Linked DNA regions of Homo sapiens: region 1 is linked to region 2. A link is a loop called in an ENCODE intact Hi-C map of the cell type or tissue named here. Cell type or tissue: gastrocnemius medialis. All regions are shown on one strand. Each heading gives the region's core, and the rest is flanking DNA. Links, peaks and the distances in the headings are about the cores only.

Region 1 (16,326 bases), core at 3,851-11,850, 99 kb after region 2:
CCTTAGAGATCCTTTCATCCAGCTTTCTCATTTTACAAAAAAAAGAACTCCCTGAGATCCAGGGAAACTAACTGACCTAGGATCCCACAGGGAGTGAATAAGGGCTGTTGGGCCAGGCCCAGGTCTTCTGATTTCTAGCTTCCTGATTTTGCACTCCATTGCGCTATTCTCAGTCTTCAGTGTGTTAGAGGAAACTTGGTAGGTTATGCATTTGTTCTTAAGGAGAAATTTTGTTGATATCAGTCCTAGGCACTATTTTATAAATGCACACATGTGGAAAAATCCCTTATTTTCCTGCTTTTTTTCTATATATAGATACAGGCAGATACACAGACAGATAGACACACCACATGTGGATGTCACTGGGGAGATGAAGGTGGGATTGAACTTAGCAGAGTCTCAAAGGGGGCTTCAGCTTTATCTGTCAAATATTCTTTTATTAAAAAATTTTGAAGCAAAATGACCATTACAGTAGCATTTATTCATTTTGGATAATGGGCACTGAATTCATAAGTGTTTGTTTTCCTCTTCATATTTCTGTATTTTAAAATTTTCAAAAAAAACCAAATATGGATATTAAAAATAAATTCTCACCTATAATACCATACCCTCATTTTATAAAAATAAAGAATATTTTCAAAGAAATAAAAATGGTTCAGAAGGATGGAAAGAAAACTATACTATGGGACTCGTTAGTTAAGTTGACATTAATCCTCTGCTTTAAGTCTTTCCTGTGATGACACTAGCAGAATGTGTATCATTTTCTCTGCATTTGCTGCAGGATCAGTTCTCTTTGGCAGGTTTTGAGCCGTTCTAATAAGTCCAGCATGAAAGGCAGGCCTCTCGTGTCAGTTCTAAACCCACCAGCTGCCCCATTGTGACTGCATAGTCCCCTGGTTCTGAGACTGTGCTCTGCCTGATAAGCGACGTACGGAGCACAGTGGACTGAAAGCCCGGGGATCTGATACCAAACATGTTAGTTAAACTCATGTTTAACTAACCCAAACTCATGTTTAACTGGCCCAAAGGAAGTAGGCCCAGAAATGTGGTTTTTGGAGCTCCCTTTAATGAACGTGTAAACAGAGGATAGAATATTGGCCTTACAGTTTAAAAACCCTCCTTCAAGTCCCAGTCAAGTCCCTTATTCACTGGATGACCTCACACGGTTCATCTGATCTTTCTTGGTCTCAGTCTTCTTACTATAGACTGGAAATGGTCATATTTGACTTAGCTGTCCATATGGCTGTTCTGGAGATGAGACAGCTAATGAAGTGAGAACACTCATTAACACACCAACTGAAAAACACAAAACAAAAGAGAGATGATAGGATTATATTGCTGTTATGAATCATTCCAAGAGGTGTCATGGTGATATGAATCATCATATGGTAATGTCATGGCTAAGGCCCAAACACAGAATAGCAGCATTGACCCAGTAGTCTCGAAATTAGTCACAGAGGCCAAGCTAGTGAAGACCCAGCAGCCCTATTGTTATCAAGAAAGAGCACTATCCAAAAGGTGTGTGGCCTCATCTTCTCCTTGCAAAGAGAGAATTCATCTGGTATATGTTGATAGGCGTGTATCCGACCACAGCTACCTCCATCAGCCCTGAGGACAGAGGCAGCCTGCATTCCAGTCCCAGCTCTTCTCTGTCTCGGTGTGTGACTTAGGCGGTTTCACAGAGGACGCCAACTTCATTGGCTTTTGCGGTTTTTTGTTTGTTTGTTTTTTGTTGTTTTCTTTTTGTTTGTTTTGTTTTGTTTTTGTCTGTAGAATGAGTGAGTTAAACTAAATTGTCTGTAAGGCCTCAGCTCACTCTTAAAGTGTGATCACTAGCTAGAGTTTGAACTTTAGCCCCAATATGACTGTTGTGTTGTCATTGTCACCTTTGTAACCTGACATTCAGGAATGTCCCTCTCTAGTTCATATTCTGACCTAGCTTCTGAAAGCATTATAGCAGAGTTGAGAATTTTTGATCTAGGAAAGATAAATATTAAAAAGAAATTCCCACCAAAATACCATAAATAAGGAATGTTTTAAAGAAAAATGGTTCAGAAGGAAGGAAAACTATAATGTAGTTCTTGTTAGTTAAGTTGACATTAATCCTCTCTTTGCTTTAAGTCTCTCCTGTGTTGACACTAGCAGAATGTGTCATAAAGACATGGAAAGATCATAAATTCTCAACTCTGCTCTAAAGATCTGACCTTCAGCGTTGCATTTATTTGGCCACACCTTTATAGTGTGGTCATACCTAGAAAATATTTTCTTGCCTGGTCATCAGCCCTCTCACCTCGATTACTTTCTATATTTTAGCACAAAAGAAGAAATGGCGCATTCACCACTCAGCCAGTTGCACTGGAAGTGAATTTAAATTCCTGAACTGGTTATCTTGGAAGATATTGTGCTTATTGCAGATGTGGCCGGTGCATGAGTTTAGGCACTACCATGCTCTGGGCTGTGGTTCTTGGCTCCTGCTTCTGGATGGCTGGACATTACCAGGAGAGAGCCTGCTGATACATCTACGCACATTCACTCTACTGCACTTCAGCTGTGTCCTTGTTATTCCACAGCCCTTTAAGTCCTGGTTCACCAACCAGATGTTAAGACTCTCTTGGATCCCTCAAATCCCATCCCCATGCCTGCTGCCTCCTCTCTCAGCAGTTGCCCACTCCTTATCTTCTAATCCTCTTTTCTCCCTATGATGATGATAGTGACCCTGTAGCTCCAACTACTGGGTCCTCACAGTCAGTCCACTCCTGCAGAGGAAACTGGAGGGTGACCAGGAACCTTCAAGTCAATGTGGGCCACAGACAGGAACCGTCTTTAAAAGATGGTTAAATGCCCGTGGTTTACGTAGGTTGGCTTTCTTTAAGCAAATAAAGGAAATGCATTGCTTCATGTCCAGCAAAGTACAGGGTGGATTCAGGAGAAGCTGGCTCAAGGCATTCCTAGGAAGTCATCAAGGAGCTGCCTGTACCTCTGTCTTCAGGCCAGCATCTTCTGAGTTGGCTTTATTCTCAAGCAGGCTGTCATTAAGTGATGGCTTAACAACAATTTAGCAACCATGGCATGACAGAGAATCATGCCTGATAGCTCTAACAAAGTATCCGAGAGTGTTCCCCCATGAGCCAATCACTGTTGCCAGAGGGATGTGGTTCTTGGACTGGCCAGGTCTGAGACACGTTGCTTGGGCCCCTATTTGTGCAGAATTGGCCCCTGACTACATTCCCAGAGGGTCTTTGGATGTTTGGTCAGATGGTCTGTACTCTGGGGGGATCAATTCATACCAGCAAGGTCCAGTCAGCCCCTACACCTACCACCGCCTCTCTAGTGGAAGCCACTTTTGCATCTAATTGTCTTGGGAATTGTGTTGGTTTTCTATTGCTGCTGTAACAAATTGCCACAAATTTAATGGCTTATAATAACATACATGTATTATCTTACAGTTCTGGAGGCCATAAGTCCAAAACCAGCCTCACTGGACTACGGTCAAGGTGTTAGTTCCTTCTGGAGGCTCTAAGGGACAATCTGTTTCCTGGTCTTTTCTAGTTTCTAAGAGGCTTCCTGCATTTCTTTGGCTCATGGCCCCTTCCTCCATCTTCAAAGCCAGCAGCAAAGCATCTTCTCTCCTCTCTGACTTCTGTTTCCATCCTTATATCTTCTCGCTGACTCTGATCCTCCTGCTTCCGTCTTAGAAGGACTCTTGTGATTACATTGGGCATACCAAATTAAATTCAGAAATTCAGATAATCAAGATCTTTAATTCAATCATGTCTGCAAAGTCCCCTTTACCATGTAAGATAACATATTCACAGCCTCTGTGGGTTAGAATGTGAACATTTTTATTATTCAGCCTACTGCAGGGATTATCCACTCAATTTAAAAACCTGAACTTAGACAGAGAAAGAGTGTACTGAAGCTCCTGCATTGGAGTGGGAAATTGTAGATAGTGACCTAGGAAGGTGACTTTGTACCTGCTTGTAGGTTTAGTTTTATTTGCTTCTTGGGTGTATTTAGATTGTCCTTTTTGAGCTGTTTGTGGGTTTTTCTCCACAGAATTGGGTACTCATAAAAGAGGTGTCCATATTGCCTCAAAGCCACCAGATTCTGATGAGCCATACCCCTTATCTTCCTTCTTCATTTTGTTCACGGCAATTACTTTGTGCCCATAAAGTGGGAGGCAGTGTGCTGAGGAAATACAAGATTCTCCAAGACACACTCCTTTCTCTTGTGGAACTTATGTCTGGTGGAGTAGAAAGGCACGCACGCAATTATTTTTAACCCAAGGCACAGGATGTGCTGAGTGATATAAAAGTGACAAACTAAGGAGTGGGAAGACAGCAGGAGACATCAGTTCCAGCTTCCAGGGGTGTCAGATCATGCACCCCAATTTTTGGTTCAGAAATATGATCACTACTATATGCACCTCAATTTCAGGTTATTAACTATTGCAGGCTAAGAATTTTAGGGCTTTAAAAATAGTATGATGTGTTTTTTCTTCTTTGTCTAGGGTGTTTGGATGAAAGCAGGTGCTCAGCTCTGATGATTCATGTGAAATCACTTCTACTCAAGGTTGACTAAAGTTGGGAATGATGAAAATTTCCTAGTCAAAGCAAAAATTAAGAAGAAAACCTGGTTAGTTTTCTTATTTTTTGAGGAATCTGAATGGGTTAACGTCTGTAACCTGGGCCATACTCTGAAAAGGACAGGTTTCCCATGGCTGACCTGCAAATACCCAGCATGGCTGGCTTTCCTAGTTGGAAAGCCCTTCCTCACGTGTCCTTTCAGTGGCAAAGGGGAATCTCTACTAAGAGCTCCCTCCTGCCCAGAATGCAATTTTAGAAAATAGAGCTGACTTCTCTGGGAAAAACAAAACCAACCTTGTCTTACTCTGGTCATGGAAACCAACTTGGCACCTCATTATCGCCTTGTTAGCAAGAACAGGCTGTATGATGGACAAACCTGGGAGGAAGAGTTGGCCCTGTGTGGCCACGGTTTTGAGTTAAGCTTAATTGCTTTTCTAAAGCTCAGCTACTTAATACTACACAAGTCAAAATCTATCATCAGACTCTTGACCATCCATTCTCCTCTTCCTTCCGTATTCTTGCCTACATAGACATTGGTCGCTCCCCATTCTGCTGCTGTTGAATTTGTGCTGGGTCACCCAGGGACCCCCAAGGCTTGTTTGCAACCAGCCCGGCTCCCCAAAGGAGAACAGGGCTGTAACTACCTTTAACTTTCAGTGCCCTCTTCCCCCATATTTTAAAATGCAGCCAGCCTGTTCTGCCCTTGGAGCATAGCAGGGCTGCTGGCTGGGGAAGGTGGTGTCTTTTTAACAACTTATAGGCAATTTTTGATTTTTCATGCAAATGGGAAAGAATAACAAAGGCATTTTATCTGGCTCTCAAATGTGCTTTGTACTTACATTTAAATGTGGGTGTGCCTGATGTTCTGGGAACTCCCTTCCAACAAGACAGTGTGGCAACCCATGTCACTTGCTATGTCTCCCTTTTCCTCCTCAGCTGAGCTAGCTCCCAGCCTCTCTCGTTTTTGTTCCATTATCATTGGATTTTTACTGTACAGAACCTGTGACAGTGGAGACTAAGGTGTCCCAGTTGTGCAGTGTCTACCCTGTACTGCCTAAGCATGCTTATTGTACAGCATGCATTGTTTATGGCAACTCCAATTTCCAGTTTTCCAGTCCCCTTCTTCCCATTCAAATGTCCCAGAATTCCAGTTCATCAACATCCTGAACATATTTCCTGATGACACCCACTTTTCAGAGGGGAATTTAAAACCTGGAAAATGTGGTCTTAACCAAAGATTCCCTCCCTGCCTGTGGTAACCACATATCCCAGATGTTCTGGGAAAGTCTTTCCAGTTTCCAGACCATGCACACTGATTTTTGGTCCAGAAACCACTATAACCAACCAATATAGGTCACATGAAAGACACATGTCAGACGGACACCCTTTCTGCAGTAAGATTCGGTGAGAGTCTGCTATTGTCCCCTACCTCAAATTCAGATTTTTTTACTTGTAATTTTTTGGTTATTCCTTATACTAGTTAGGTTTGAGAGCTCAGTTGAAGGGAACTGTGATATTGTGAGATTTGGTCTTCCTCAGGTTTCCTAGCATAAAACTCCAAAAGTCTTTGGAATCGGATAAATATCTTTTTGTATGCTAATAAGCTGACAAATGTCTGGCAGCCCCTTAGGTATCTTTAGGATGGGGTCTGGTTACTGGAAAGACCACAGCAGGATGGAAGGGTTGGGACTTTCAGCCTCACCCCTAACCTCAGGGAAGGAGAATGGGGCTGAAAGTAGAGTTGATCACCAATGGCCAATGATTTAATCAAACATGCCTGTGCAATGAAACCTCCGTAAAAACCCAGAAAGGACTGGGACATGTGGAGGTTCCTGGAGAGGGGGGTGCCCGAGAGGATGTGGGAGCTCTGTACCCCTTCCCAAACACTTTGCCCCATGCACCTCTTCCATCTGGTGTTCATTGGCATCCTTTGTCATATATCCTTTCTAATAAACCAGTAAAACTAAGCATCTCCCTCAGTTCTGGGAGCCTCTCTAGCAAATTAGTCTAATTCTGATTTACAGCCAGTTGGTCAGAAGCATGAGTAAAACAACCTGGGGCTTGTGATTGACATCCAAAGTGGGGGGACAGTCTTGTGGGGCTGAGCCATCAACCTGTGGGATCTGACGCTTTCCCCAGGTAGTGTCAGAACTGAATTGGCAGACACCCAGCTGGTGTCCACTGCAGAACTGGTTGCTTGCTTGGTGTGTGGAGAAAACCTCCCACACATCTAGTGTCAGAAGTGGTTCGTGTTGTGAGAGTATAGGAGACGCTGAATTTGTTTGTGCCTATATTCAGACAGGAAGACAATTCATGTTACTTTTGGATGTGAAATGAGGACAAGGATGAAAATGTGTTTGGCACAAATGTAAACACGATTCACTCTGTAGGCAATTGTTAAGCCTGCCTTTTTCACTTAACATTAGAGCATATAGATTTTCTCATGTCATTAAAGTGGTTTTGTTTTTGTTTTTTTGTAACAGAGACTTTGGCAAATTCAAGATAATGTTTACCATTGGCAATCACGGGGAAGGGTGAGGTGGGGGGAGCACGTAACCAAGGGAGATTTATCGTATTGGAATGCTCTCTGTCTTAAGCTTGGTGCTGTGTACTCTTTTTTGAATGTCCTAAATGTTACATAATAAAGTAGAAATTTGAACACCAATAGTAATGGTTACTTAATATTTTATTATGTTGGTGTATCATAATTTCCTCAGTTCAAATCCCATCTCGCTATTGTTGGATATTTGTAATTTTCAACTTTGGACTCTTAAATAGTATAGTATTAAGCATCTTTGGGTATCAAATTTTGTCTGCATTTGAGCTCATTTTCTCAGTTTTGATTTATATAATTGAATTCCAGGGTCAAAGAATATGGCTATAATAAATGCATTTTGTTAGACTATCTTTTAACAAAGCTGTATGCGTTGATTATCATTGACATTGTGCCTATTCTACTCTCTCTCCAACACGGAGTGCCATTTTAAAAAATTGCTATTTTGCTAGGCAAATATTTGTTTTGAATGGTTTTAGTTTATGTTTCTACTTACTAGTGAGATTGAACGTTCTGTCATATAATTTTTCCATTGGAGTTTTTTTTTTTTTTTTTAATGTGTATGTGTGAGCACAGGTTTTTGCAGATTCACTTGTATGTGGGACCAGTGTGGGAAGGTCTTGTTTATGTGGGAGGGGGGACCACAGATAACAAAGAACAGCCCCTTGCCCCCCTCATTGAAAACCAGCTGTGCATCTAGACCTCTGTCTTCCCACAGTGCCGCCAAGCTCCTGGACAAGAACCCATTCTCGGTCAGTAACCCGAACCCTCTGCTTCCTTCACCTGCCAGTCTCCAGCTGGCTCAACTGCAGGCCCAGCTCACCCTCCACCGGCTGAAGCTGGCACAGACAGCTGTCACCAACAACACTGCAGCCGCCACAGTCCTGAACCAAGTCCTCTCCAAAGTGGCCATGTCCCAGCCTCTCTTCAATCAACTGAGGCATCCGTCTGTGATCACTGGCCCCCACGGCCATGCTGGGGTTCCCCAACATGCTGCAGCCATACCCAGTACCCGGTTTCCCTCTAATGCAATTGCCTTTTCACCCCCCAGCCAGACACGAGGCCCCGGACCCTCCATGAACCTTCCCAACCAGCCACCCAGTGCCATGGTGATGCATCCTTTCACTGGGGTAATGCCTCAGACCCCTGGCCAGCCAGCAGTCATCTTGGGCATTGGCAAGACTGGGCCTGCTCCAGCTACAGCAGGATTCTATGAGTATGGCAAAGCCAGCTCTGGCCAGACATATGGCCCTGAAACAGATGGTCAGCCTGGCTTCCTGCCATCCTCGGCCTCAACCTCGGGCAGTGTGACCTATGAAGGGCACTACAGCCACACAGGGCAGGATGGTCAAGCTGCCTTTTCCAAAGATTTTTACGGACCCAACTCCCAAGGTTCACATGTGGCCAGCGGATTTCCAGCTGAGCAGGCTGGGGGCCTGAAAAGTGAGGTCGGGCCACTGCTGCAGGGCACAAACAGCCAATGGGAGAGCCCCCATGGATTCTCGGGCCAAAGCAAGCCTGATCTCACAGCAGGTCCCATGTGGCCTCCACCCCACAACCAGCCCTATGAGCTGTACGACCCCGAGGAACCAACCTCAGACAGGACACCTCCTTCCTTCGGGGGTCGGCTTAACAACAGCAAACAGGGTTTTATCGGTGCTGGGCGGAGGGCCAAGGAGGACCAGGCGTTGCTATCTGTGCGGCCCCTGCAGGCTCATGAGCTGAACGACTTTCACGGTGTGGCCCCCCTCCACTTGCCGCATATCTGTAGCATCTGTGACAAGAAGGTGTTTGATTTGAAGGTGAGTTGTCCAAGACAGGCTGGGAGCCACAGCTAGAAGCCTGGGCAGGCCTTTCCCCATGACCCAACTCACGCTGCCAATGGGCAAGGAACTGTTGCATTGGGGTAACAGAATTTTGCCATCAGTATTCTTGACTAAAATCACAGGTATTAGGACCCATAGGAATTTCAGAAATGTATCAGGACCAGTCCCTTGCTTGAAGGTGAGTCAGAAATTCTTACACACTTTTTCTAGATGAGAAAGCTGAGGCTGAGTAGGGGAGCAAAGGACCCCACCTGGGTTGCAGAGAGAAGGGGCTCAGGAGTTTCCTGCCTTCTCGTGGAGGGCTTCTCCCCCGTAGTATGCCTAGAATCTACTGCCCCTTGAGTACCCATATTGTAGTGAGTTAGAAAAGAAAAAAAGCAGAATTTTGGATCAGGGGAAACAGATTAATTCCCCCTTGGGACCTAGACAAATTATTATAGAGAGCCTCAGCTTCCCCATCAGCAAAATGGAGGTAGAGTCTCATGACACCTTCCCGGTGGTTGGGAAATGCTTTGAGTTCCTGCAAACAGAGGTATATGATAGTATAATGTCCCCCCAAAAAATGTATTGCAGATGCAGTGAAATATTTTGAAGCAATAACAATTATAACAAATACCATATATTAAACCCTTTCTGTGTGCCAGCAGTAACTCTTATGAGGTAGATATTATTATGATTTTCATTTTACAGATGAGAAAACTGAGGCCCAGAGAGATGAGATGACTTACTCAGCCCCTTCTCCCCGCCACCTCCCCAGCTTGAAAGTGGCAGAGTGGAGATTCAAATGTGGCCCTGACCCTTTCAGAGCCTGCACCATTTAAACACTGGGCTGTCCTGCCTCCCATCTCTCATCCTGTCCAAAAGCATAATAATGTCCTTGCAGAGTGTGAGTCACACTGCAGCATGTCATTCACCTCTGTTTGGGTCACACCATCCAAGTGCATCCCTGTGACCCAGATAGGACATGCCCTCTGACCTCTAGTCTTGGGAGGGGACTAGCTGACACGGGGAGGTGCTCAAGGATTTTGTCTCTCATGAACCTTTTCTAAGGCTTTGTAAGTCACTGTGAGTCTACCTGCCAGATTCTCCCAACTGGATATGAAATAGGTGGGGTCTTCCTGGGGGAAAGGAGAAGGGGTGGGAGGTGGGAGGTAGGTGGTGGGGGCAAGGGTCCATTGAGAGGGGTAGAGGGAATCCAATTTGTGAGTCTGGGCTCCTGTTCAAGATGGGCATGAGATGTATGGATGAGGAGCTGATGGAGCAAAGGCTGGATGGGGAGGCAGGAACAGTGGGAGGAGCCTGGGAGGGAGAGAGGAAGGGTGGAGGGATGTGTCTGCAGGGGTGGTCCAGCCTCTGGGCGCTCTGTGCTCCCTGCCTGACCAGTGTCTCTGTGCTCATCCTTTGCCTTCCCATGGACTCAGTTCTACTTTGGTCACTTTTCTTTCCTTCTGACCTAGGACTGGGAGCTGCATGTGAAAGGGAAGCTGCACGCTCAGAAATGCCTGGTCTTCTCTGAAAAGTAAGTGCTGTTCAGGAGGACAGGCTCATGCGTAGGCTCAACACATATTCACTGAGCATTTACTGTGTGTCACACGCTGTTTTGAGTCCTGGGGCAATAGCAGAGACCAGAACAGGCAAAGTTCCTGCCCTCAAGGAGCTTGTGCTTCACAGGGGCCAGGGAGATGATAAACAAAATGAACAAGAAAATTACAGCATCCCTGGTGGTAAATGCTAGGCAGAAAACACCAGGCAGAGGCCGGAAGTGCGTGTGTGCGTGGGCGTGTGCCTCCCTTTTCTGGCTTTCATTTTTTTCATTGTAGTCAAGTTCACATAGGGCTTACTATTTTAAATACTTTGAAAATACTTTGAAGTATACAATTCAGTGGCATTTAGCACATTCACGACATTGTGCAAATGTTACCACTCTCTAGTTCCGGAATATTTTCATTACTCCAAAAGGAAACCTCATACTCATTAAGTAATCACTCCCTATTCCCCCTAAGCCAGCCCCTGGCAACCACCAATCTGCCTTCTGTCTCTACGGATTTGCCTGTTCTGTACTTTTCTGTAAATGGAATCATATGATATGTGGCCTTTGGTGACTGGCTTTTTCTTTTTTACTTAGCATAACATTTTCAAGGTACATCCATCCATGTTGTAATATGTACAACCTTTCTATGACTGAACAATATTCTATTGCATGTATATATCACATTCTTGTTTATCCATTCATCTTTTGATGGACATTTGGATTGTTTCCACCTTTTGACTATTGTGAATAGGGCTGCTAGGAAGGTTTGGGGACAGTTTTTGTTTGAACACCTGTTTTCAACTATTTGGGGGTCTGCACCTACGAGTGGAATTTCTGGGTCACATGCTAATTCTTTGTTTAACTTATTAAGGAGCCGGTTTCCCTTTCTCGCCCTCTCCAGTGCTGGCATCCGGTGTATACTTGGTTCGGCAGAGGGAACATTGTGTGCTTCTCCCAACAGCACAGCTGTTTATAACCCTGCTGGGAATGAAGGTGAGCAAGGCCCTACAGGTCAGCAGCTTGAAGCAGAAGTGGGCTACCCACAGGCACATTATGTCCTGTCTTTAATAACCAGGACTTCCCTGATGTCCCCTTCTCACGGATGTAGAAAGCAAACAGATCCCAAGACACTAAAATGCATTGGGCCTGCTGTCTGGGCCCATCAGTATTCTCTGAGATACTTGAGACGTAAAGCTTTGCTGATTATCAGCATGTCCAGAGGTACAATCATGCCAATCACTAATAATATGTGAAGGGGAAAGGTTCAGTTTTCTATGCCTGCTTATGTCCTAATAATGACTTTTGATGTTACATTCTGGGTTTTCACTGACTTTGTGTAATTCATCATTTAGATTATGCCTCAAATCTTGGAACATCATACGTGCCCATTCCAGCAAGGTCATTCACTCAGTCAAGCCCCACATTTCCTTTGGCTTCTGTGGGGACAACTGTGAGTACGGAAACATTTTCTCTAGAAATTAATGAAAATGATTATTAGTTTATTTATTTGTTTGTTTATTTGAGACAGCCAGGCTGGAATGCAATGGTGCAATCATATCTCACTGCAGCCTTGAACTAACTCCTGGTCCCAAGTGATCTTCCTGCCTCGGTCAACCAAAGTGCTGGAATTACAGGTGGCCAAAGTGCTAGGATTACAGGTGTGAGCCACCATGCCCTGCCTCAAATACCTCTCTGTGTGCCAGTCACCCTGAAATGCTTGTTGCTTTCCCCAGCACTGTGTTCTTCATGCTCAGTATGCACCTGACATGCCACAGGCTGGGAGGATGTTAACACTTTTTTTAGTGGAGAGTTGGCTGGCTTTTGAGGTCTAGACCCATTTATACCTGGTACCCTTCAATTTTCCACTCTGGGAATTACACTTCTCTAGTTTCCAAGATGACATGACCAGAAGTGAGGTGAGCATGTGACTCAGGCAGCCAAGGAGATCATCACACTTTCTGGCCATAGATTGGTTCATGAATGGTGTATGCCTGTAGTCGCAGCTACTTGGGAGGCTGAGGCAAGAGAATCACTTGAACCCGGGAGGCAAAGGTTGCAGTGAGCCGAGATCGCACCACTGCACTCCAGCGCAGGTGACAGACCGGGACTCTGTCTCAAAACAAACAAACAAAAAAACCATTTTCTCCATTGTCATTGTTGTTGTCAAGCGTTTGTAGTATCACCTGCTATATCTGGGCCTAGAGGTGCTGACCTGGCTTTGTGTCATTCAGAAAAACAACCCCAGACAGAAGTGAAGAGCTGTTTAATCCAGTTCATCTAGTATTGAAACACATGACTTAAGAAGCAGACATAAATCCTTAAAATTCAAGGCATTCCTGGACTTTCTAGCATTCAGCGCTGGCTTAGAAAAAAAAAAGTTGGAGCTTTTTATGTTTTTTTAAGACTATTTAATGTTTTATGGAAGTAGATTATTTCCTATGAGAGGGTAATTTTGAAGCTTGAACCAGAAAGTGTGTGAAAGTAAGGACTACGCACCAGTAGCATTTGTTGGCCCCTTGAGGAACTGGTTTGTGCTGTATGATGTTTTTGTTTGTTTTTAGTTTTGCTGTCTCTGCAACATACATTTTCGTCCTCCAAAGCTCCTAAGCTTCATCTCTCCTTTTTCACCAACGGTGACAGCTCCTCTTCTCTCTGGGGTTTCAGTTGTTTTGTGCCACCACCCTACACCCCCATCTGACCTCTTCTTCTCCTCTGGGCAGGAGAAAGGGGAGTGGGAGGAAAACTGACTGTAAAACAAATGCATTTGTCTGAACCCTGCTGGAGGGCACCTGTTTGTGTGCCTTAGCCTGTGCCTGTGCTTTTGTGGTGTGAGTTGCTGCAGCCTCTTTCTCTCTTCTCCTGCGAGTGAACACAAGCTCACAAGAGCATGTCTCCACGTGCTGTCCCCTCTACGTGTTGGCATTGCAAAGCATCAGGCCAGTAAGCTGTGAAGTGCAGCTCTCAGGCTCTGAGGAGTGAGTAAGCGGAAAAGCGAGGTGGTTCATGATGAGACGTGAGGCCTGCCTGAGCCCAGGCTTCTGTTTATTTGTGTGTGTTGATCTGTGATGTTGAATAGGAGAAGCGCTTCGAGAGAGCCCCTGTCTGGAAGCCCACATTTTGGTGAAAGAGAATTTTGTGGTTTCCCTCTCTGCACTCTGCTCGCTCAGAGCCATGCCCAGGTCAATGGCAGCTTCGGGTCAGTCCCAGGAGACTGCAATGGCTAGATTCAGTGAGGCCTGTCCTCTGAGGTCAGATTCCTGGTAACATGACCTTGTGTCCTGATGGGGGTGTGGGCCATGGAGGCACCTCTGTGCTCACAACCCTGCCCTGAGACCCCACTCCAGGCACTGAAGGGGAGGAACTGTGACCACGATGGGGGAGGCTGGATTGAGTGTCAGGTGGGCAGGGGGCAGGGCTTGTAAATTGACTCCAACCTGGGGTCTGGGTACGGGGAAGAGATGGCATTAACTGAGCCCCTCCATAAAGGGGGGTGGATGGGGAGAGGAGAGACACAGGCAGGACATTCTGCAGTCTGTCCCAGGCCTCTTCCCCACCCTCCAGCGCTGCCCATTGAGCCAGAGACCCTTTCCTATGGACTTGGCTCTAGGGACCTAAGTTCAAGTCCTACTTTGGGAGCCACTTGCTGTGTGTCTCCAGGCAAGTCACTTTACTTCTCTGAGGCTCTGTTTCCTTAAGTGGGAACAATAATGCCTTTGGAAGATAAAGTAAACAACTGGATTTCCATCCAGCTTGTGTAATTTATTGTTTTGATTATTCCTCGAATCTCAGAACATCCCATGCAGCTCTGCAGCCCAGGCTTCTGGTTCAGTGGCCAGCGCCAGACAGTGGGAGCAAGGCTTGGGATAGATCCAGTATTGTCCTGCCCTTGTGAGGATCAGATGAGATAATATCAGGGACAATGATTTGGGAACCGTCAAGTACATATGAAGTAACCATGGCTGTTCTTGAGTAACGAGCGCTTTTAACCCATTTTGGCTGTGAAGAGTCGGGGGGAAACCCATGCTGTCTAAGGCTGGCTCTGTCTGCTGGCCATAGGATTTTGTCCGAGTCTTGGTATCAGTGTTCCCCTTACACAAATCTGTCTAGTAATACCCAGGGTCACACTTGCTCCACCTTAGAGATGTTTTGAGGTTCCCATGGATGTACTTTTAAATTACGTACCAGTGGGCAAGCACAAGCTATCTGATGATTTGTGTGTTGATTCTAATTAATTCCTCGAAGCTCTGAGTGCCACTTCCTCCGAACACCTAGAGATGGGGAGTTTATCTGGCTTGAGCCTGGTGAGAAGCAACGCAGGAAACATTTTGCTAGGAGCTAGGAGGGGACAGAGACCTAGGGGACAGCTCTCTGCGAGGAGCTAGGAGGGGACAGAGAGCTAACATTTTGGGAGCTAGGAGGGGACAGAGAGCCCCAGTCATTGTAGGATGATAATAAAAACAACAGCCAACATTTATATAGTACTCAATATGTTCTTAGCATTTTTGTTTTGTATTAGCTCATTTAGTCCTCTAGACAACCCCATGAGGTGGATACTATTATTATCCTTATTGTACAGTTGGGAAACTGAGGCCTAGAGAAGCTTAGTACCTTATATGAGGCCACATAGCTGGTAAATGGAGGTGGTGGGATTTGAACCTAGGCAGCCTAGCTCTGGAAGCCTCATTTGTAACCACTAAGCCCTGCAGCCTCTCTGCGAGGATCTGAGGGGTCTCTTCCTTGCTGTGATCCTCCTCTTTAGTAAGCCCCTCTCACCTCCCCCTCTCCCTACCCCACAAGCCGCTTGGGAGGTTCTGAGGCTGCGTTGCAGGTGACAGGGACTTCTCTGGCCTTGGCCACCCATGGAGCAAGATGAAGAGGCCAGCCACACCTGGTATCCACATTCTTCTGCACCCTGACAGCATCTGCCAAGATGAACTCAGATGTTTGGAGGCCTTTTCTACAGACCCAGTGGAAGGGGAGAGTCAGCATTTGTCTGGTTTTATCATTATAACCTCTGTGACATCTTGCTGGTCACATGAGCCTCCTCAAGCCTATCTGAGGGACAAGGACAAAGCCTGCCCCAGCCAACCCCTACATTGTCAGTGGCTTGATGTTCATTCACATCCTTCTGTCAGACGCTGGTCCCCCGGTTTGCCATTGCCAGCATATGGAATTGAATGCAGGTGTATCTGTCTTGAGGAAAACCTGAAATGCGAGAACATTGACATTTGAAGACAAGCTGAGAAATGGAGAAATGATTAATCCACTCTTGAAAAATACTTTGCAAGTCTCCTTTAAGTAGCAGAAGAGTCCCTCAGAGAAACTATTGACTTTCTTTCTGCCTACAAACACTGACCTCCAAAGATATCACCCCAAAGATAAGGGGTGATTACTCTGTTGCCAAAGGATATTTTTCCAGTTTCCAATGAATGCCCAGTGAGTTGTTTTTGCATATACATTTCTAATGTTTTTCTGCTTACAAAACTTATGCTTATTGTGAAAATGCAAACAGAAAAGAAATACTGAGGGGAATGAAATTCCCCGGTTGTCTCCCTTTCAGCCCTCACAGAGATCCCATTTTCCTCCACAAGTGAGGTCTGGTCCTGCGCCAGCACTTTGTATGTCTGATTCCATTTACATGCATCTTTTCAGAAACACTTTTTTTTGAGTAAAACCAGGAACAGCCAGGATCCTGCCACTGTCTGATCATATCACTAATGTCTGTGGAGCGAAGAGCAGTTACTGCCTCTAAAGCTCCCTGTTTTTAAGCAAGAGAAGACCAAAGTGACACGGAGCTCTGGAAATGAGCCTTCAGATTATATCCGAACT
Region 2 (16,326 bases), core at 2,735-10,734:
AAAAAATAGGTAGGATGATGGGCTAGGTTTGGGAGGAGGCTCCAAAGTTAAGAAGCGAGGCTTATCCTTGAGATCATGGCCTTTACCACAACCAGCACCATCATCATTATGAGCAGCTGTGTCTTGCATTCTTATAATGTGGTTCTGAGGACTTTACATGTAGTATCTTATTTAATCCCCAAACAACCTTATGGAACAGATAACAATTGTTATGTCCACTTTATAGCAGAGGAACTGGGATATAAAGAAGTCAACCAACTTCCAGCGGGTAAGGTATGTGGGCAAGCAGGGGTTCAGATGAACTGAATCAGGCAGCTTGCTTTCAGAGTCTGTTCTTCACCACTGTATAATACTGTCTCTTGGTGCTTGTTGAAAGCCCCTGTTGAGATTAACATAGTCCCCCTCAAGTTCTAAGGGAGCCCCGCCTTTCAAGTCAGACAGACCTGGGCTCACATTCTGGCTCTACCACTTACCAGCTGTGACCTTGGAAATTACTTCTCTGAGCCTTGATTTGCTCATTTATGAAAAAGGAAGAATATTTACCTCAGGTTGTTGGGAGCATTAAATGTGATAATATATATAATCATTTAGCAGAATGCCTAGCAGAGAGTAAGCAGGCAGGAAATGATAGCTGCTATGGCTTATATTTCACAGATATATGTAGGGTTATAATGCAGTCTCTGAGAATGAGAAGCAGTGAGGGTGGACATGATTTAGGTAGAGTTTACTTGGTAGTCACCTGCAATGATAATTAGCTAACGGATAGTGGGCGCTGGATTTCTTCTTCTGGAGCATCCCAGGAATGGACTATGAATTCCAGATGTGGTTCTGCTTTGCTCCAAGAACTGACTGCATTTCCTTTTGTCTTCTAAAACCCAGAGGGTGAAACCAGGACATTTCCATTGTACTGAAATTTGGCATAAAATCTGGTGCCAATTGTACATCCCAGGGGCTGAAATCAGGATATGCTGAAATTCCCAGTGTCCTCGCTCTGCTGGTTCCCACTTCCTGACGGCGCTGACAGATAAGTGCCCTGCATCTCACAGAGAGAGAAAAATAGATATTTGGAAGTGGTATCTTTTATTGCCTATAAAGTTAAACAATGCACGAAACAATTATAACCAAGGCAGAGACGTTTAGACAACATGCATAAAAGGAAAAAAACAGTGGAAGAGAAACTTTGCTCTAAGATGAAATGCTAATTCTAACTATCGCTCTCAGAATTTATGGGGCAACATCACTTAGTACTTCTTACACTTGCGTTCCTGCACATTTCAAACTGTTCATATGGTAGTTTTTCTTCTGTATGACATTCTGCAATTGTAGAGTTTTTCTTTATATTACTTCATTCACAAATTTCAAAATTCACAAAGTGTCTATCAATTAGGAAGAACAACTTCTTGTACTTTTCTGATTTGCAGTCTCCTTGGTTGTGACAAACCTATTTGTTCTTGTCCCTGTATCGTTGATATAATCCAACTTGGCTTCTTTGGAAGCAACAAATGCTATTTTTTTTGCTTCAAATCCAATATTGGTTTTTAAATTTGTGGATGCAAGAGGCTATAAAGAGGTTTAAAATATATGTAGCTTGAAAATATTAATGTTTTTAAAAAATCTCAGAGTCACTTTAGAATTTTAAAATTTTCAAGTAAGGCTGCAATCAGATAGATACTTGTAGACTGTCTTAGGCTGTTTTCTGTTGCTTTTAACAGAATTCCTAAAACAGGATAATTTTTAAAGAAACCAAAATTTATTTATTATAGTTATGGGGGCTGAGAAGTCCAAGGTCAAGGGGCTGCATCTGGTAAGGGCCTTCTTGCTGGTGGGAACTCTGTAGAATCCCGAGGTGGCATAGGGTATCACATGGTGGAGGAGGCTAAGCGTGCTAGCTCAGGCCTCTCTCCTCTTATAAAGCCACCAGTCCCACTCTCATAATAACCCATTAATCCATTAACTATGAATATGTTAACCTATAAATGGATTAATCCAGAGCCCTTATGACCCAGTCACCTCTTAAAGGCCCTATCTTTTTTTCTTTTTTCTTTTTTTTTTTGAGACACAGTCTAGCTCTGTCACCAAGGCTGGAGTACAGTGGCTCCATCTCTGCTCACTGCAAGCTCTGCCTCCTGGGTTCACGCCATTCTCCTGCCGCAGCCTCCCGAGTAGCTGGGACTACGGGTGCCCACCACCACGCCCAGCTAATTTTTTGTATTTTTAGTAGAGATGGGGTTTCACCGTGTTAGCCAGGATGGTCCCTATCTCCTGACCTCGTGATCTGCCTGCCTTGGCCTCCCAAAGTGCTGGGATTACAGGCGTGAGCCACCGCGCCCAGCCAAAGGCCTCATCTTAAAGGGGACAAATATTCAAACCATAGCACAGAACTATTTGGTGCTAAATGGTATTTTGGGAAAACTGGAGTGTTACATATTGTTTAATTTTTCCAAATTTCTGATAAAACGGAAGATCTTAGATAGTTGGTGTGTTCGATGGGCATGTATCTCATGTTACTTGTCTTCATGTTGTAGACATCTCTCTAAAAATAATGATACCAACCAGGCTGGTAAAATGGCTTTCTGAATTGTTTTACTCGAGTCAGAGGGGATTTGCACCCTCTAGATGTTGCTCCTTCACAGCTTAACCCTCGGGGAACTTCATTTTTAATTCATTCAACTGAAAGAAGTATTTACTGAACACCTATTATGTGCTAGGTGCTGTCTTAGGTGCTGAGTGATGAATGGAATAGGTAATTCTTATGGATGGAGCTTCCTGTCTAGTGAGGAAAACTAACATAAACCAAAAAAATAGGTAACTATAAAACATAAACTGGGATAAATAATATTAAGGAAAAGAAAGGATTTCTTTCAACCTTATCTTTCTTATAGACAATGTGGGGAAATAGAGCTATGGGAGTACTCAAAAGTTTATCCACACAAAACAAATCCCTATAAAAACCTAACCAAAGAGCAAAGATTAAATGTAATTATGCAAAAAAATGTTTAGGTGTCAAGGCATTTAAATACATTACTTTGCCATTAAGTGGCTATGAGGGTGTCACTAAATGGAATTCTGTTTCAAGACGTACTTGAGCTCATAGCATGTTGAGACCATGATCTTCTCATAATTTGGTTCACTTTGATTAAAGCAGCATCATGCCCACTGCAGCATCATCAGAGAAAGGATCTCCTGAGTTAAGGACACCCATGGAAAGCATCCTATTGTGTGATTTCTCCCTTATTGTTCATTTCTGGGAAGGTACAGTTTGGTTTTGGAAAGCACTCTTGAGTGTGCAAGGCCGGGGGAGTCTGGGGTCTACTCTTCATCCTGCCACCCACTCCCTTGATCAATGAACTTGGCTTCTCTGAGACTTGGAGATTTGGTTTCCACATCTGGAATATAAAGGTGTTGAGCCTGATGACCTTGAAAGATTTTTCTAGGTCTAAATTTTATTACAGAAGCAGTGGGCAATAGGAGAATGTTTGGTGGTAGATTCACTTCATATCTAATGAAGATGTGACATTTTCATGATATGCTGCAGTAGAGGGAGCACTGGTCCAGGAGTCTGAAAGTTCAAGCTCAGCAATACAGAGACTTTTGGAATGACTTGGTTTATGTTCATTCAGGCCTGGAGCACAGATGGGTTCATGCTTTGCTGCAACCCACACTTGGAGATAAAGAGGCTCTGCAGTGGTTTAATATGCAGGTTCTCGGTTCAAATCCAGGATACTCTGCTGAGGAGCCATGGAGACCTGGGCAGGAAACTTGGCCTCCTGGAGCCTCAGGCTTGAATATATGAAATGGAGCCTCTGCTTCTTATTTATAAGTACTCCTGTCTTCCTCCCAAGGTTGGCACTAGGATGAAGGCTGTATAAAGTGATTAGCACAGTATCTGGCACATAGTAAGTACCCAATAAATGCTCATTGTCCTTTTTCTTCTTTTTTTTATTTTTAATTTTTTTTAGAGATAGAGTCTTGCTCTGTTGCCCAAGTTGGAATGCAGTGGTGTGATCATAGCTCACTGCGGCCTTGAACGCCTCGGCTCAAGTGATCCTCTTGCCTCAGCCTCACGAGTAGCTGGGACTATAGGCACGAGCCACCATGCCCAGCTAATTTTTATTTTTTGTAGAGACAGGGTCTCACTATGTTGCCCAGGTGATCTCAAACTAGTGGCCTCAAGCAATCCTCCTGCCTCACCCTCCTAAAGCACTGGGATTAGAGGCATGAGCCACCGTGCCCAGCCTCTTCTTGTTAATAATTATCATAGTTCCTGTTATTGCAGTTCTTAAGCTGGGCACATCATGTAAGCCCCTATGTTTTGGTTTCCTGCTTATGGTGTCTGCCTCATGGGGTTGTTTTGAAAATCAGGTGTGACTTTATGCAAGGGCTTTGCGAGCCCCTGGATCCTCTCTGAAGGGCTGGGCAGGCAAAGCCACAGGCTGGCAGTCTGTCTGTCTGCAGCGTGGCTGTTTCCTGAGAGAGGGCTTGGCTGAGGGCTGGGAGGCAGGTCCGCCTTCCTCTAGCCCTGATGGACTGGGGCACATGCAGACGCACTTCCCAGCCAGGCAGACAGACCCAGCACACAGATGGCCACAGCGGCATTCACTTGGTGATTGTCATTCACAGCTCATGCCATCTGGTGCCAGAGACGGTCGGCGGGCACCTCAATCTCAGTTTCATCCCTGGACTGACACTGCCCCTTTTAACCTGCTCTTCTCATATTTTGAGATAAGGGCACAGTAGGACAGCACTGTTTCTAAATGACTTTAAGAACAATTATTTAGGCTAATTAAAAACAATGAAACCCAGAAACTGTGAGTGGTGGCATTAGAGCCGGGAGCCGGGCACCTGTTGTCATGCAGGCTGTCCTGGGGGAGAGCAATTAGTTTGTTTGGCAAAACCACTGGAATGTTCTTGGTGGGGGCGGAAGTTCAAGTTTGGAGTGGGTGGTGGGTTTGCTCCTTGGATGTGTTGCCTCCTTCGGAGCAGATGGAGTCGAAAGAATTTTCAGAGTGGGGAGGGGTGGCACTGGCCAGGGAAGGCCCACAGGGCTGTTTTCCCTGTCTGAATGGTCCATTCATAAAATTGCCTCCTCTTTCTTCTCCTGATGGCACTGGCCACTGCCTGGTTTCCCCCATCTCAGGGGTTCGGTTCTCTCAAAGCTGGGGGAGGAGGAGCTCGGTCAGCTAAAAAGGTGGTAGGAGCCTCCTTCTCCAAGTCTCATCTGTTCTCCTGGGCTGGCATGATGGATGGCCTCGGGCTGCTGGGTTGTGTGTTCAGTGGCGAGCCAGGATTTGCCAAGGGTGTTTGGCTAGCTCGGGGACTGACACATACGGCTAACTAGCGTGGGCTGTGGTGCGCTGTCACGCAATGCGTGTCACCTGGGGGCGGGGAGGGTGCACGCCTGGGGGAGGCTGTGACCCACCTTTCATAGTGGGGCTTGGCAGGACCTTCTCCTTCACCCCAGCTTTGATGCACCTATACCAGGTTTGATCAGTAAGGTTGGAGGAAGACAGGTGCTTCTCGAGGGTCCGTTTGCTCAGCTGCTTCTTGCTGGGGACAGCTGCACCTCCATATTTCCTTCCTGTTTCTCTCGTGTGCTCCCCTCTCCCCACTCATTTCCATTTACTTCTCTTTCTTTTCCACTTCTTTCTTCTTCAGTCTGTCTCTTATTCTCTCTCTGTATTTTTGCGTAATTACAGACATGACTTGTTACATTCGTGAAAAATCTTAAGTCTGCCTGGATGGTTTCTGTCTAGGGGGCACTTGCTTGATAGAAGAGAAACAGGGGCACCTTCTTCTCGCACATTCCTCACTGACCATGCAGGGACAGCCTTTGAGCAAACAAGGGAGAGACCTCTGCAGAAGGCATTTCACTCCCTTGTCAGGGCTGTGCGAGAAGCTGGTGACAGAACTGGCCCGGAATCCCAGGGACACACTGTCTCCCCCTGCTGTTAGACCACGTCTCCTCGCAATAGGGTCTGCACCAAACCTCCTCCTGCCAACACTTCCAAGAAAATCTTCACATCCACCTATCTTTAAGGGTTAGTTTAAGCTTTGAGAAATGGCACAAGAGAGATTTAGATGTCTAATTTCATCCTCTTGTTTAGTACTTTATATTTAAGTACATGAAACCCTAAACTGTAAGGTATTTGTAAAGGCAGTATTGGTTGAGGCATGCTCTCTGCTAATCTTTTCTGCCTTCAGGTCACTGGCTTGAAGTGTCAGTGACCTTGGAATTATTTTTGCAGTTGCTTTTAAGCCCTGTAAAGACACCATTGGAAGGTTGAGGCTGGCCTAGAAATGGCAGCTGCTGCTGCTCCCCGTTAGCCTGAGGTCGGGTGAGGAGTTCATCACAATTACTGTTTAACTTTTTATTTTAAAATGATTTTAGACCTACAGAAAATTTGCAAAAATAGTGCAGAGAGTTCCTGTATGCTTTTTACCCAGCTGCACCTAGCGTTAACATCTTGGATAAGCCATGATACATTTATCACAACCAAGAAAAGAATATTGGCACACTATTAATAACCACACTACAGACATTTTTCAGATTTCAACAGTCTTTTCATTAATGTTTCCTTTTTCTTTTCCTTTTCTTTTCTGCTTTTTTTTTTGTTGTTGTTGTTGAGACAAAGTTTCGCTCTTGTTGCTCAGGTTGCAGTGCAATGGCATGATCTTGGCTCACTGCAACCTCTGCCTCCCGGGTTCAGATGATTCTCCTGCCTCAGCCTCCTGAGTAGCTGGGATTACAGTTGCCCATCACCATGCCCGGCTAATTTTTTTGTATTTTTAGTAGGGATGGGGTTTCACCATGCTGGCAAGGCTGATCTCGAACTCCTGACCTCAGGTGATCCACCCGCCTCGGCCTCCCAAAGTGCTGGGATTACAGGCGTGAGCCATCACATCTGGCCTTCACTAATGTGTTTTTCTATTTCAGGATGCAATCCAGGATCCCACCTGGCATTCGTTGTCATGTCTCCATTAGCATCCTCCAGAATATGACAGTACCTCAGTCTTTTCTTGTTTTTCATGACCTTGACATTTTTGAAGAGTATTGGTCACTTATTTTGTAGAACACAGATGGAGCCAACTTTTTCTATCTAGGGCCAGATAGTAAAGAGTTTTCGCTTTGCAGGCCACATGTTCTCTGTTGCAACTACCCACCTTTACTGTTGTGGCACAGATCAGCCTCAGACAATATGTAAATAAATGAACATGGCTGGGTCTCGGTATGACTTCATTTATGGAAACGGGCAAAGGTTCACATTTGGTCCTTGGGCTGTAATCTGCCAACTCCTGTTGTGAAAGATTCCTGGATTTGAGTTTGCCTGATGTGTCCTGATGATTAGATTGAGGTTATGTGTGTTGGAAGAAGATTCCCAAAGAGGGGATGTGCCCTTCTCAGAGCATCACTTAATTGCTTGCTTAAGGTGGTGTTAACTGTAAAGTTAAAAGCTGCTATTTTTTCTTTGTAATTAAGAATATTTCAGGGGAGCTACTGTAGGATTATGCAAATATCCTGTTTCTTTTCAAACTTTCACCTGCTAATTTTGGCATTCATCTGTGGAGCTTGCCTATAATAGTTATCATTGTCATATTCTAACAGTGATTTTCCATTTCAGTCATTCCTTCTCCATTTATTATTTGGAATTCTTCTGTAAGGAAGAGCTGTTGTTCCTTCTTCCTCGCTTGTTTATTTATCAAGTATTTATGTCAGTATGGAGTCAGATATTTCTTTTACTTTTTGGGTTATGATGATCACAATTTTTGATTGTGTCATTGATCACAATTTTTGATTGTGTCTAATTCTTGTGATCAAGAATTAGATGAGAGCAAAAAATCCAAAAGTGGTTGCTAAGTGTTGGGCTTTTTTTGTTCTCATCGAATTCTTGACCACCTTCTTGATTTCATAGTCAGCTTTATTCTAATTACAACTTTGTGGGCAGCCGGTGCCCTAAGACCTAATAGGTCTGAATTTCATGAACTTGTTAATGGCAGAAGGCAGTTTTATTTTTTGGCTCAAAGCACTGGTCAGATTTACAATTTCAATCTACAACACAGCTGGTGCTGGTTGAGTTGCAGTAAGAGTGTCCGCATTAGAGCGATTGGAGCTGGTAATTGGTTTTCATTAATTTTGTGTGCAAGAGGAGATTGGTAATGTTTTCTCGTAAATGCTAGGTCAGGTTTGCATTTTGAGAGTGGTTCCAGTTATTATCTCTCCCTATCCTCTTATTCCTTAAGAGCTTCCTTTTTGTTCTGTTATTTGTTGGGGAAGGTTATTTAAGAGTTTAAAACCTTGCTTCAGTGAAGAGTTAAAGCGAATTGAGTTTTGTAACTTTTACTTGCTCATTTCTAGATTAAATTAAAATGTCAGTCTAAATGATTTTGCCTCAATTGGAGAGCCAATCAAGACTTCCAATTCAACTTTCAAAAGCTATTTGACCTGTTTTAAAAAACAAAATGAATATGTTGAGTCAGTTTTTTAAAATAGGAGAAACTTCTATTTCTATCTACAGTTGAAATTATTCTTAAGGTAACTGTATGGAAGATTAGTGAAATGATTGATGAATGTGGCTTTTATGTTTTTGTGGGTTCTTTAGATGATTTCAGAAACTTGTAGCTCTTTGCTGGAAGATAATGGAAGAAAAAGAAAAATCAAGTTATATCCTGTGACTAAGAACAGAGTTGTATGCCTCACTCTGAAATATTTTTAATTAACTATATTTTGGGGCGGCGGGAGATGAGTAAATTCATTCAGCTCTTAAAGAAAGTCATGGAAATAATTTTTCTACAGTGTCAAGGAAAACATTGACAGACAAGAATTGTCATTTGGGATGGGCGCAGTGGCTCATGCCTGTAATCCCAGCACTTTGGGAGGCCGAGGCAGGTGGATCGCCTGAGGTCAGGAGTTCGAGACCAGCCTGGCCAGCATGATGAAACCCTTTCTCTACTAAAAATACAAAAATTAGCCGGGTGTGGTGGAGCACACCTGTAGTCCCACTACTCAGGAGGCTGAGGCAGGAGAATCGTTTGAACCCGGGAGGCAGAGGTTGCAGTGAGCCAAGATTGTGCCATTGCACTCCAGCCTGGGTGACAGAGTGAGACTCCATCTTAAAAACAAAACAAAACAAAACAAAACAAAACAAAAGAAAAAGAAAAAGAAAACAGAAATTGTCATTTGCCCAAGATATTGTTAGAACAAAACCAAACCAAAACAACACAAAAAACAACAACCAAAAAATAATATGGGGAGTTTCTGATTTGTCTTGGTACAGAATTAAAAGCCTCATAAACTACAGCTTAATTTCCACCCTCTTTAACTAAAGAAGTATGTGCTACAAAACACTGTAGAAGTTCAGGCCAGTTTCCACTCATAATGGGAAATTGCATGCAAAATTCAGGCATGCTGTTCCTACTTAACTTGTTCATCTTGCTCCATTGCAGCACTGGATGAAAAGTGAGGATTTTAATACTTTAAAAAAATTTACAAGAGAAAATCGTAGACTTTGTCACCATGTGTTTATTTCACTATCTGGGATGCAGCCTAAATAAAGTTATGAGTCAGATGTAGACCTCTTGAAGCTTGGGAGCACTCCGCCGGCCCTGCCCTGCCACCACGCACACACAAAATGTGAAGGAGACAAGTAAAGAGAACTGCTGGTGAAACAGCTGGATGATTGCGGTGGATCCTAACATCTTGAGAAGTGAATCTGTTTGCAAAAGCTTTAGCACAAGGAGAGCGATCTGCCTGAATTGCGGTAGAGAGTGTTGTTTGCGCATTTGTAAAACGAGGCGAATGACCCAGCTGTTGGCCGTAGGGGCCTTTGCTGTCCTTCCTGGGGTTTGTGGTCGCTGCCGAGGATCAGCACTTTCACACGCGACCTTACGCATTCCTTGTCATCTTGTCCTTGGCGGGCCTGTCAAAAAGAAGTTATTTTGAAAGCGTATCGCTGATTGCACATTTTATTCCATAAGTGCTCAGCGCGTTTCATGTAACTCCTGGAGGCCTCTGAGATAAGAGTGGAAAAGTGCCCTGTGCCCTTCTGAGTGGTGGGTGATCTATTTTCGACTTGGAGACTGGTGACAAAGCTGTCTTCTGTCAGGTCAGACTCGCAGGGACTTTCTTGTTTTCTGTTCCTCTGTTGACAGCTGTGCCTGTGTTCAGAATGGTCATGGGGTAGCTGGAAGATAGCTCTGGCATTTAAACACCTAGATAGGAAGGAGACGATGGAATGTATTTTTCTTTGCTATTTTGGTTAGCAAGTCCCTAGTAGTCCATACTGAGAGGGGAAGAAGCAGAGAGACCTTTGGGAGGGCGGGCAGGAAAAGATGTCCAACTTCAGGTTTAGAAGGCACAGAGGGAGTTCTACCGTTGGTATATGGTATAGGTATTTTTAATGCCTAGAAAGGGAATGGCTGGAAGGAACATGAAAAATAAAGGTTGGAATTGAGGTAGCCTTGGGCGGGAGGGTCGGGAGGTGGGTTCGGGCTAACGTGAGTAACAAGATCAGGGCAAGACTTTTTTTTTCGGTATGCTTTGTGAAACAAATTGAAACTAACACACTGAAAATTGCATTTTTATAATGCTTTTACATAATGCAGGATCTTTGTTTTAAAAGCACAGTGACGCAGGCTGACATGATAGGAGAACTTTTAAGAGACCCTTTAAATCCTCACAGGTATTTAACGTAAGCCTGAGCGTATAGCTCGGATGGGGATCAGTTTAAATGCTATATGTATTCCCAGCATCTTGCATCCACATTGAATAGCTGTGGAGCTTTGACAAGTTCTTTAATCTCACGGACCTTACTTTTCTCATCCGCAAAATGGAGCCCAGTCCATTCCTGCTTCAAAGGGCTCTTGTGAGGGCCCAAGGTACAGCGCTACATGACAATGTCGTCATGACTCTTTAAATATCCTATGAAACCTGTGATAGAAACTTGGGCTCTCACTCCCAGATCTTACTTTCCTTACTCTTTATTATTACTATTTATTTATAGTAGCTAGTGACTAATGATGAATGATTCTTCCGCTTGGCCCCCCTATAGTTAAGGTCATGGCTTCCTTCAAGAATCTGATGGAAGTATGAGCCTCCTTCCCCCGATCCCACCCCCACACAATTTAGCACAGAATGCCAGTAATTCAGTCTGAAGCCCAGTTAAAACTCTCTGATTTTAATGTGCTTTTTAAAAATGGAAATTACACATGGTAGCGCACGCCTGTAGTCCCAGCTACTTGGGAGGCTGAGACGGGAAGGTTGCTTGAGCCCAGGAGTTCAAAGGCTGCAGTGAGCTAGGATCCCACCACTGCATCCAGCCTAGGTGATGGAGCCAGATGCTGTCTCTAAAAAAAAATAATAAAATATAAATGGAAATTACAATTTTATCTAAGAGATATTTTTACAGATGTCTGGAATTTGGAAATTTCTGCTTATAGGCATTTCTATCCATCATTTATTTTTACAGTAAAAGAAATAGGCCGGGTGCAGTGACTCATGCCTGTAATCCTAGCACTTTGGGAGGCTGAGGCAGGCAGATCATTTGAGGTCAGGAGTTCGAGACCAGCCTGACCAACACGGTGAAACCCCGCCTCTACTAAAAATATAAAAATTAGCCGGGTGTGGTGGTGCATGCCTGTAGTCCCAGCTACTCGAGAGGCTGAGGCAGGAGAATTGCTTGAACCCAGGAGGCGGAGGTTGCAGTGAGCCAAGATCATGCCACTGCACTACAGCCTGGGTAACAGAGCGAGACTGTCTCAAAAAGAAAAAAAAAAAAAAAGAAAAAATTTGTGTTCCTTGTATAAGCACAGTGCTTTTCTAGTACTGTCCCAGTTCAGCTGCCTATGGCAAGATTGTAAACTATGAAAAGTAAGAATGTAAATTAAACACAGTGAAAAGCTGAGTCATATGGTAATGTCTAGAAAAGTAGTAAGATACTAAAAGTATGTAAGTCAAAGAGGCCCAAATTATATTTTCCTTTCCATCCTTAAAATGTCATAGCTAACTAGAGGGTTAACATTTTTTAAGTGCTGAGTCCAATCAATGTGATTTAAATCATCCATGATATATTCATAGCTGAATGATTAAGTTGGATGATGTGACAAAACACTTAACTTGTATTTATGGTCATTGATGATTTTACGCATTATTAGAGAGAAGCATAGTTACACCCAATTAAATATAGACATCTGATCCAGACATCAGTTCTGTAATTTCATGGGAAAAAGTAAATCTAAACGAGCAAAAAATGTCTGGGTATTAACTCCAGTCTGATGGTATTACAAGTTTTCCCAGTTAATTAGTAACACATATTATAGAACAAATGTTTGAAACAGAAATCTCGTGATTTTGCGTAACAAACCAGGAGTTGAGCTGGAAGTCTCTGTTCTCCCACTGCGTTGCTGTGTGACCTTGGGCAAGTCACTTGACCATTGTCCACCTGTGATACAGGGGATGTGACTACATATCTCGAATGAGAAAAGACTTCTTCCCATGTTAACATGTTTTGACTTTACATCAATTGTGTCATTGCTGCTTTTTTAAAAATGTTGCATCAACATTTACGATACATATAAAAAAGGTACACAAATTTTAAGTGCATAGCTCATTGAATGTTTACTCTTCTAACCAGCTCCTAGATTAAGAAATAAAACATCAACATCCTAGAAGTCCTCCTTGTCCTTCCTCTGGGTCATGAGTGCTACTCCTAAATGGTTTTGTGTGTGTGTGTGTGTGTGTGTGTGTGTGTGTGTGTGTGTATGTGTGTGTATGTGTTTTAAAAAGGAGAGAGAGAAATAATGAGTTGATAATTTTTAGAAATTTGGTGGTCTAACAAATTAAAAATCAAATATTATTCATTTGGAATCCTAATAATCCAGTCCACAATTCCTTATCTGCAGTTTTGAAATACAAATAGCTCTGAAAACAGAGAGGTTTTTCTTAAAGTTTTGAGCAAAAGTATTTGGCAACAAAATCTGACTTGATAGGATGAGAGGCTGTTTGCAGTCTTTATTTTTAATCTCACATAGTGTGACTATTTATGCATTTTACTCAAGAAATGTTCATGTGTTTAATGCTATGGTTCTGGCCTGGACTCTACTGGGTTCAAAGTCTAGCACATGCATCATACTTGTTTGTTTTTCAAAATAAAAAAGATTCTAAATTTCACCAAATTTGGCCCTAAGGATTTCGGATTCATACCACAACATAATTGTTTACACGTTGATGTCCCAACATTTTTACTGCTTAGATTTGTATGATTTTTATCTGAAAAGTAAAGCAGATATAGTTCTAGTTAACTGCTTGGTGCATTATCAAACATCCTTCTTCCAATCCTGCATTTAAAAAAAAAGCACTGTTACTTTGCAATAATTTTAGATTTACTAAAAAAGCTACAAATCAAGCACATAGAGTTTCCCTAACTTCCCCTAATGTCAATACCTTACATAACCATGGTACATTTTTCAAAACTAAAACATTATTAATGTTGGTACAATACTATTAACAAACTATGGACATTATTCAGATTTCTTCAGTTTTCCCACCAATGTCCTTTTTCTGTTTCATGATCCTACCCAGGATCCAACATGGCATTTAGTTATCATTTCTTCTTAGTCTTCCCCAGCCTATAATAGCTTCTCTGTCTTTCCTGTTTTTTTTTTTAATCTCCTTTACAGTTTTGAAGAATAATAGGATCTTATAGAATGGCTTTTAGGCATTTTTTTGTTTGTTTGCATGTATTTTAAAGTTTTTAAAAATTAAACTTTGTATTTTGAAATAATTCTACATTCACCTGCTGTTGTATGAAATAATATAGAAGGACCCTGTGTACCCTTTATTCCGTTTCCCCCAATGGCAACATCTTGAAAACCATCACCTGATATCATAACCAGGATATTGACATTGATAGAATCAAGATCAGTAGATCCTCCAACCAACTCAACTCTTGCACTCCCTTGGTTCAGCACGTGCTGACTGGGGCCTCCCATGAGTCAGGCTCTGCTGGAGGCCTGGGGACACAGGGGTGAGTGAGAGACAAAACCTGCCCTCATGGAGCTTAGCTTCTAGGAAACAGACATAGCAAGTAAACACATGCACAAACAGTATAATGTCAGCTAATGAGTGCTATGAGGAAAAATCAATCAGACTAAGGACTCAGAGAAAGTTGGAAATCCATGGGCCAGCCTTCCCTTTCAGCTCTATTGGCCGGAGCTCAGGGGCAGGTGCCTGCTTTTGATGGGAGAAAATATCAGTAACAGTTTAATTGGTGTTTTACAGTTCCATCATGTATAACTATTTTATATCTTTGTTGGAAATCCACACGGTTGTTCTGTGCTGGTAGTGCGGGTCTTTAAAAATCTAGGGAGTTTGTTTGTTGGGAAATTCCGTGGAAAGCCTTGTTTCCGATGCTTCTAGTCCCACAGTGTAGAGTCCCTCCTGTTGGTGATGGCATTTTGTACATTTAGTGACAATTGGCATAGAGTATAAAGCCTTTTACAAGTCTAAAGTAGCAGTGTTTCTATTTCTTGGTATTCTTCATATCATCAAGAAGCTGTGACAAAATCAGAGAGGTAGAAGCCAGGGAAGATTCTGGATTGCATATATTTAGATGGGCTTTTCATCTGATTGTCAATTTGTGTCACTCATAAAAGAGATATCTTAATTTTAAGTGCTTCCAGAAAATGGGAATGAAACAATGCTTAAATAGGGCCTTCAGATCAATTTATGGAATGATATCAGTTATCTTAAAAACCCTGGAAATGAGTGATTTAAAATAAACAACTATGGCCTTTTTTTATTGTGGTTAAATAGATACATAACCTAACTATTTTTAATTGTACAATTTGACTAGGCATGGTGGCACACACCTGTAATCCCAGCACTTTGGGAAGCTGAGGCTGGAGGATTGCTTGACGCTGGGAGTTTTAGACCAGCCTGGGCAACACAGTGAGCCCTCCTGTCTACTAAAAAAATTTAAATTAGCTGGGTGTGGTGGTGTGTGCCTGTAGTTCCAGCTACTTGAGAGGCTGAGGCAGGAGGATCGCTTAAGCCTAGGAATTTGAGGTTGCAGTGAGCTGTGATAGTGCCACTGCATTCCAGGTTGTGCAATAGAGCAAGACCCTGTCTCAAAAAAAAACAAAAAAACAAAACCTGTACAATTCACTGACATTAAATAGGTTCACAAAGTTGTTTAACCACCCACACTATTTCCTTAACTTTTTCATCACCCAAACAGAAACTCTCTACCCATTAAACAAAACTCCCCATGTCCCTCTTCCCCCAGCTCCTGCTAACCTCTAGGCTACTTTCTGTCTCTATGAATTTGCCTATTTTAGGTATCTCATATAAGTAAAACCATACAATATTTGTCCTTTTTGTCTGGCTTATTTCATTTAGCATCGTGTTTTCAAGGATCATTCATACTGTAGCATGTATCAAAATTGTATTCCTTTTTATGGCTGAATAAAATATACTTTGTAAGTACAATATACGTATATATCACATTTTAGTTATCCATTCATCTGTTGATGGCCAGAAGCATCGTTTTCACCTTTTGGCTATTGTGAATAATGCTTCCATGAATGTTGGTGTACAAATATTTGAGTCCTTGCTGGACTTGAAAGACCTGAGTCAATACTTTTGGGCATATACCTAGGAACAGAATTGCTGGATCTTATGTGTTATGGACTGAATGTTTATGTCCCCTCAAAATTCATATGTTGAGATACTAACCCCCCATGTGATGGTATTAGGAGATGAGGTCTTTGGGAGGCTGTGGAGCCCTCTTGAATGGGATTAGTATCCTTATGAGAAGAGACACGAAAGAGCTTGCTCTTGCTCTTGCTCTCTACCCATACCATGTGAGGATAGTAGGAGAATACAGTCCCAAGTTAGAAGGAGTGCTTTCACCAGACACCAGATCTGCCAGTGCCCTGATCTTGGACTTCCCAGCCTTCAGAACTGTAAGAAGTAAATGTGCGTGTTCAAGCAACCTGGTCTATGGCAATTTGTTATAGCACCTCGAATTGACTAAGAAAATATGATAATTCTGTGGTTAGCTTTTGAGGAACTGCCAAACTGTTTCCCACAGTGGCTGAACCATTTTATGTTCCCACCAGCAATGCAAGAGGATTCCAATATCTCTACATTCTCAAACACACTTGTTATTTTGTTTGTTTTTATTATGGCCATCCTAGTAGGTGTGAAGTAGTATCTCATTGTAGTTTTGATTTGCATTGCTCTAATGACCAATGAGGTTGAGCATCTTTTCATGTGCTTATTGGACACTTGTATATCTTCTTTAGAGAAATATCTGTTCAAGTCCTTTACCT

Evidence for each region. A loop is a pair of places that touch in the nucleus more often than their neighbours do. Peaks named below come from ENCODE experiments on the same cell type or tissue, not always from the same donor. Only the 100,000 strongest peaks of a DNase experiment are listed, where the experiment ranks them.
Region 1: a loop joins it to region 2, with 4 times the contacts of the local background. A loop is called at or near these places in 3 of 110 quality-filtered maps.

What each region holds. Positions count from the first base shown.
Region 1 is chr10:110,772,943-110,789,268 of GRCh38, forward strand. It overlaps RBM20 (RNA binding motif protein 20), which reads left to right. Exons shown (of 14, transcript NM_001134363.3): 2 at 7,859-8,942; 3 at 10,424-10,485; 4 at 11,399-11,490; 5 at 11,850-11,947. Among named protein-coding and RNA genes, the nearest start is that of PDCD4-AS1, 90 kb to the right of the region's middle. RefSeq lists enhancers at 1,541-2,740, 1,631-1,820. In gastrocnemius medialis, for the core only: a CTCF peak has its summit at 7,965; DNase peaks (open chromatin) are centred at 7,939, 8,421 and 11,470; H3K27ac peaks cover 3,874 bases.
Region 2 is chr10:110,675,284-110,691,609 of GRCh38, forward strand. All of the region lies in intron 1 of RBM20 (RNA binding motif protein 20), which reads left to right. Among named protein-coding and RNA genes, the nearest start is that of RBM20, 39 kb to the left of the region's middle. RefSeq lists an enhancer at 9,287-9,818. In gastrocnemius medialis, for the core only: CTCF peaks have their summits at 4,619 (motif pointing left) and 5,957 (motif pointing left); DNase peaks (open chromatin) are centred at 4,548, 5,298 and 5,913; H3K4me3 peaks cover 553 bases; H3K27ac peaks cover 2,695 bases.